2 separate regions of the Homo sapiens genome follow, and region 1 is linked to region 2. A link is a contact called in ENCODE Hi-C or POLR2A ChIA-PET data. All regions are on one chromosome and are shown on one strand. The core of a region is the stretch at or near the end of the contact, and the rest is flanking DNA. Distances in the headings are between cores, read along the strand shown. Region 1 has its middle 130 kb from the start of ZBTB20. Region 2 has its middle 92 kb from the start of ZBTB20.

Region 1 (2,981 bases), core at 266-2,765, 41 kb after region 2:
CTGTTGTCCCTGGACAGGCAGAGCATCCCCTGCAGTACAACTACACTTTCTGGTACTCCAGGAGAACCCCTGTCTGTCCCACCAGCTCACAGAGTTATGAACAGAATATCAAACAGATTGGCACCTTTGCCTCTGTGGAGCAGTTCTGGAGGTTTTATAGCCACATGGTATGTCCAAAGGATCTGACAGGCCACAGTGACTTCGATCTCTTCAAAAAGGAATTAAACCCATGTGGGAGGATAATGCAAATAAAAATGGTGACAAGAGGATTATTTGGCTGCGGAAGGGCTTGATCTCCCATTGCTGGGAGAATCTCATTTTGGCCATGTTGGGGGAAAAGTTCATGGTTGGGGAGGAGATCTGTGGGGCTGTGGTCTCTCTTCACTGTCAAGAGGACATTATTTCAATATGGAAAAGACTGCCAGTGACCAAGCAACCACAACGTGAATCTGGGATACACTTTGGCGAGTGCTTAACCTATCTCCCAACACCATTATGAAATACAAAACTCACACCGACAGCATCAAAACGCCAGGCAGCCTGGGCTCCCAAAGGCTCCTTTATCAAAACCTCTGGAAGCTGCGGTTGAATGTGCCATGACCCTCTCCATCTCTGGATGGCACTATCCTTGAAGCTGGTGTCATTAGAGTCTCTTGTTCTGTTGGTATGCTACCTGGAAGATCCTTCTATCCTGGACAAGATAATTAAAAGAGCATTTTATGTTTTAAGAACAGGCTGACACACAGCAGCTACAGCAACAGCTGAGATTGCTCAATAAATGGTGCTAAATTTAAAAAAAAAAAAGAGAGAAGAAATGCAGAGTCACTTTGGTTGAAATGAATATAGAGGCTTCTGACTAAGCTTTCTTGGACTCCAGAGTTTTGGGGATCTGTATAAATCACATTTAGGAAACCACTAGATGATTTCTACAACTACTGATTGGCCTTACTGATTAAACTTGGTGCCTCAACTTTCCTTTAGTTGTTCCCACACCAAAACATTGTCCACATATTTCTACCCACTCCCTACTCCCTGCCGCCCACATGGATGCTCTGCTTTATCAAGAAACCAAGACATCCCTTTCAGAAGACTTTTTCATCCTTACAAATTTTAAATTCCCACAGTATTTGACTGTAGAACTTTCTGGCTCTAAATTCCATAGAGTAACTGAAGTTACTTGAAAATATACTTCCTATTTGACAAAACCTGCAACTAAGGGGCCTTAGAGTAATCTTGAAAAAAAATTACAAATATGTCAGCTAGGTTTTTGTATGATACTGTCTTTATCTTTAATGTGTTCTGTTTATTTTCTTAATTTTGAAAACCAAGGCCGTATTTTTAGATGCCTCTGGGCACATGTACCAAAATATCTCTGTAAATTCTGCACTCATGTTTCCCTGTTTTTTTTTTAAATGTCTGTTTCTTGTGAAAGCCTGTAAAGACTGTGAAGAACTTCCTTCACAAACAGGGTGCTGTTTCCTCACTACCCATTCTGGCCTAAAATCTCCCCATGCGGTCCTGCTGTGTACTTTGCAGTACTCTGGCTTCAGTCCTAGTCCTATACAGGAAATGTGTGAAATCCTTGCCTCAGTGGCAATATGAGTTCATTTCTTAGAAGCTAAGCCCCGTGCCAGTAATTCCCATTTATGATCCAGTGTCTTATTGTCCCATCTCCTTAGAGTGGGATTCAGATTCTTAAAGTATTTCCTGATTCTTACTACTTGTTCTTGCCACTGGACCCTCCACTGTCTTGAACTATATCAACTGTCCAGCTGATCTCCTAAACTTGATCCTTTCCCTGCCTGAACCCAGGATGCTTTCACAATTGCTTTTTCTTACCTTATCTAAGAACATCTCTATTTTTTCTACTGCAGTCTCATTTTGATGAGTCTTTCCTGTTCTACCCTATCCTTTTCCTGCCCCAAACCTAATTTGACCTCCTTTCCACACAGGGTTTTAAGAGATCAAGATACTGATGCAAATTTCAACATTAGCTTGCAAAATCTCAAAGGTTGCTTTTCTTATCCTGAAACTACCATCCTCCTTTCCCTGTTCCAAAGTCCTTCACAGTGATATGGGGTATTTTAATAAAAAAACAATATTTTCTTAAGCAGCATTAAATGAAATCCCACTTTCAGTACTACTGGTTCTTCTGTTTGCAAAGTTCTCTGTTCTGGTTTCCTTTCCTAAACCCTTTCTTTTGACTACTGCAAAAGTATAGACCAAAGAGGCAACCTAATAAAACAGCTAAGACAAGACTACTAGCTATTTTGCTAAATGTTTTCAAAATCTGATTTATTCTGCACAATATCCCTCTGAAAGAGATACTATTATTATCCACATTTTATAGGTGAGGAAACTCTGAATAAGTTGCCAAGGTCACCCAGCTAATACTTTTGAAACCAGGACTCAAATTTGAACCTTTCTGAATCCAAACCTCACTAAGCTCTATATCATCTCTGACATCAATCTACTACCAAATAGATGGTGACCTTGACTTACTTGCATTTTGAAAACACTTATATTCATTAGTGGTAGAAATATTTATAGACAAATCACTAACCAGAAGGAAATCTGAGAAAAAGAGAAGCATCAGAAAATAGTGTCAAGGGCACCAGTAAGTAGATAAGAGGCTAAGGTTTTAGTTTCAGTTCTTGGGCCAAAAGCTCTCAGGGCTTCTGTTATTTTATTTGTAAAATTAAACCGTTGACTAGATAGGTTCTTAGGATTTGTCTAAAAAATACAAGTATTTGCTTCCTGAGGGGACTAAAAAATTCAGACAGTGTGATCAGTCTCTGCAATTCAATGAGAGCTATAACAGCACTGTACATGAGTTAGGCTAGTAAGTAGAGGTTAATAATTCAAGTCCGTCCAGCTCACTTGTTTGTCCTGTCCTCTCGCTGTGTCAGGGCACCTGCTAAGGGAGTTAACTGAGAACCAGGCAAATGTGGGCAGCAGTGTTACTTCCTAGGACTAATATC
Region 2 (3,292 bases), core at 696-3,195:
AATGCTGCTCCAAAGTGTAGGGGCAAAGTTAGGATTAAAATCTGGAAGAAATGCAAAAGCATAAAATATTTATTCAACAGAACAATCTAATGAACGTTTACTCTGTTCTAGGATCTAGGTCTGACTGGGGGTAGCTGGGAAATACTGTGGGGTAAATAAGATAAAGAATTATACTTTCAAAAAGCTTGGTTTCTTGAAGGTGAAGGACAAACAAATAAGCAGTTACAGTACAGCATGGAAAGTAACTCACTGGGGGAAGGGGGACCACAAAGTGTTGTATATAGCCACCAGCCCTCACCCATTCCGATCTTGAGATTGAAAGAGAGAGCTCTCTGAACTCTTCTCATTTTCACTGTTACGAGAAGCCAAATGAAATATCTGTTTCTCATTTTATGGGATGTGGATGTTCAGGGTACCTTAGGCATGTCAGGAAAGAAATAAACTGCCTAGACTGAGTAGAGCTGCTTATTAAAATTTTTAGTAGTGTTTGATGGACAAAGTGTCAGGATTTATAAAAAGCATTTGCATTATAATTGAGAGAAGAATTATGAAGACTCCCTCAAGGAAGCCATCCCTGAGAACTTCTCATGTCTGAACTCCAGGCTGAGTTGGGCTCTGGTTCTCCCTGCTCTCAGCACCCTAGGTTTATTTCTTATGGAAGTACTTATTACCCAGTACTGTCATTGTCTGGTTACTTACTGTGTTAGTCTGTTTTGTGCTGTTATAACAGAATACCTGAGACTGTGTAATTTATGTAGAACAGAAAATTATTTTCTCACAGGTCTGGAGCCTGATAAGTTCAAGATCAAGGCACCAAAATTTAGTGTCTGGTGAGGGTCTTCTTGCTGTGTCCTCCCATGGCAGAAAGCAAAAGGGCAAGAAAGCAAGTTAGCTGAACACCTTCTGAAGTCTCTTTTATAAGGGCTTTAATCTATTCATGATGGAGAAGCCCTCACCACCTAAACACCTCCCAAAAGGCCAACTTCCCAACACTGTTGCATTGGAAATTAAACTTCCAACACAAGAATTTTGGAGGACATATTCTGACCACAGCACATACCTAAATCTCCCACCTCACTCCGTGTGTTATGGAGACAGGAATTGTACTCAGAAATGTTTCTGGGAATAAGTAAGTGGAGCAATAAGATAGCTGTAAAGCAACTGGGACCATTTATATGAAGCAGCCAAGATACCCACAATAACTTGGAGAAACTGCTCTGGAAAAGTAGACATTAAGTCTCCATTGTTGGGGTTTCTGACAGCTGTGGCATGGTGGCATGGTACTACCATAGTTCTTCTACTCTAACACTTTCAAATACCCTTTTAGGTTTTTTCCCTAAGTTCTCCCTCTTTCCTTTTTCCCAGATAATCAATAGATGATTAAATGTCTATGTGAATTGCAACTGTCTGAGTTCATTGTGTTATTGTATTTTTTGTTAAATGGGTATAATTTGAAAACAAGACCTAGAAATACTGCCATACTTTATCTGGAGTCATCTTAGAAGATTATTATTATCAGCATAATTATCTACTTTCCATACAACTTGATTGTTCACATTATATATATTTTTGACTTGAGGTGGAAGGATGACAAAAGGGTCTCATTTAACCTTTTCTGTTTTTAAATAGAAGCAAGATTATTTCTAAAAGTCAATAAAGGATATCCCAGAGGAATTGAGGAAAAATGGGATGAGGACTTCAGTAAAACATACTTTGGTGACAAACATTTTGATATAAAATTTTGTAAAAGCACACACATCCTGATGGGAAGAGGATGAGTAATTTCTTTTTAATTCAGAGCAAGTGTTCTAATCTGGCTGAAATTCTGGGAAGTGCTGGAAATCCCCAAAGCAAAGTGCCAGATGCCATTTCTGGATCCTGGATACGTGGGCTTGGTTGCTAAGATGATGATGCCTCCTCCCCTTCACCACATTCAGCTGACGCCTGAGCGACAGGGAGTTGATGTACGCAGAGCACGGATCTAACAATGTCAACTGTGCTGACATCATCCTAGCTGTGCAGGGCTGATGGGAATTCAGAATATCAAACATCATATCAAGGGCAGTGAGCAGGTGTGACTCATTTCCCTGGAGAAGTGGGAGAGAGGAAGGGAGAGGGCAGGATTATCTCACACTGACACACACACAGCCTTTAGACTGAGCTATTTGCGTGGCTTATTTAAAAGCAGCAAAACAATGTTCTGTCTCTCTCTTCATTTTTCTACCGGAAACACTTTATATTCTAGTCCTATGTGTCTCAGCATAGAATCGAGCCTTTCAACATCATAGTGTATTAAAATACACATTATTTAGGATCATTACTTTTTATGTTACATAAACCCAACTATGAGAACAATTCAAACAAATAAATTTTATGTTTTTATTTTCTCTTCAGGTATCATCTAGTGAACTGTTCAGATGCAACTGAATTGAAAAGGAGCTGAACAAAAGATCCTGAGAGAGGTCTGATGAGACTGCTTTGGTATTACCAAATATATACAGCATTTCTGTATTCTAGCAGAGTATATTGCTTGGTACGAGAGAAGGGGTGCATGATAAATGCTCAATAATTGCTCCTTGGGTGAATAATACAAAAAGACTGTACGTTTGTAAGAATGAGCGTTAATATATAGATTCTCATGTATTTTATGGAGTTGATTATGTATCAGTTGACTTTAAGGGAAAATGGTAATAAGACTGGATACAATAACAATTGTGGTGTTAGTGAAGTTACTGGTTTCACAAGTCTCTTATCCATTGGAACATCTTATTAGAATGATTAGGCTAGGGCAATTAAATCAGAAAGGAGTGTACATCAAAACAGTAAACAAAACAAAACTAAACCCTTCTGCTTCCAAAGGCTTAGTGTTTAATAGCAATGAAAGAGGTACAGTGAACTGACATGGTTGTATTCTCTCCAAAATGACCCTAACGTGTCTTATCACTCTGAGAAGTACTAATTTATCTATGTCTTGTGTCAGCCATAACACAAGGAACAAAAGGACAAAAATTGTTGTTACCCTGTACTCAGTGCTAAAAAGTACCACTTATACTTCCATTTACTCTGTGTGTTTAGTAAAATGGCATATGTATGATAGATTGTGAAGCATATTGGAATCTATGTGTATTGGTTTTTATTGGTATAGCTTGAACAGCACAGAAACAGAAAGGTGTGTTTCAGCTCAATCTATAGGATACTACTTGTACAATACAGATGGTGTTGGAGGCAATAGGAGGGAAGAACATGAAAAGAGAGGAGTGACTTCTATAGAATTATATGTGCAATGACATAA

Evidence for each region. A loop is a pair of places that touch in the nucleus more often than their neighbours do. ChIA-PET counts read pairs that join two places held with the same protein, here RNA polymerase II (POLR2A). Pooled maps may share reads with other maps.
Region 1: a loop to region 2 is called in a pooled map, with 3 times the contacts of the local background. The contact joins two enhancer-like sites. A Hi-C loop is called at or near these places in 4 of 50 pooled maps. POLR2A ChIA-PET finds 5 or more read pairs at or near these places in 3 of 52 experiments (AG04449, BJ and activated CD4-positive, alpha-beta T cell).

The regions. Positions count from the first base shown.
Region 1 is chr3:115,279,261-115,282,241 of GRCh38, forward strand. It overlaps the pseudogene EIF4E2P2. Among named protein-coding and RNA genes, the nearest start is that of ZBTB20, 130 kb to the left of the region's middle. Within about 2 kb of position 1,516, at least 2 of the 41 ENCODE cell types and tissues checked have a DNase peak (open chromatin) inside an H3K27ac peak, as active enhancers do.
Region 2 is chr3:115,237,911-115,241,202 of GRCh38, forward strand. No RefSeq gene overlaps it. Among named protein-coding and RNA genes, the nearest start is that of ZBTB20, 92 kb to the left of the region's middle. RefSeq lists an enhancer at 1,378-2,577. Within about 2 kb of position 1,946, at least 12 of the 41 ENCODE cell types and tissues checked have a DNase peak (open chromatin) inside an H3K27ac peak, as active enhancers do.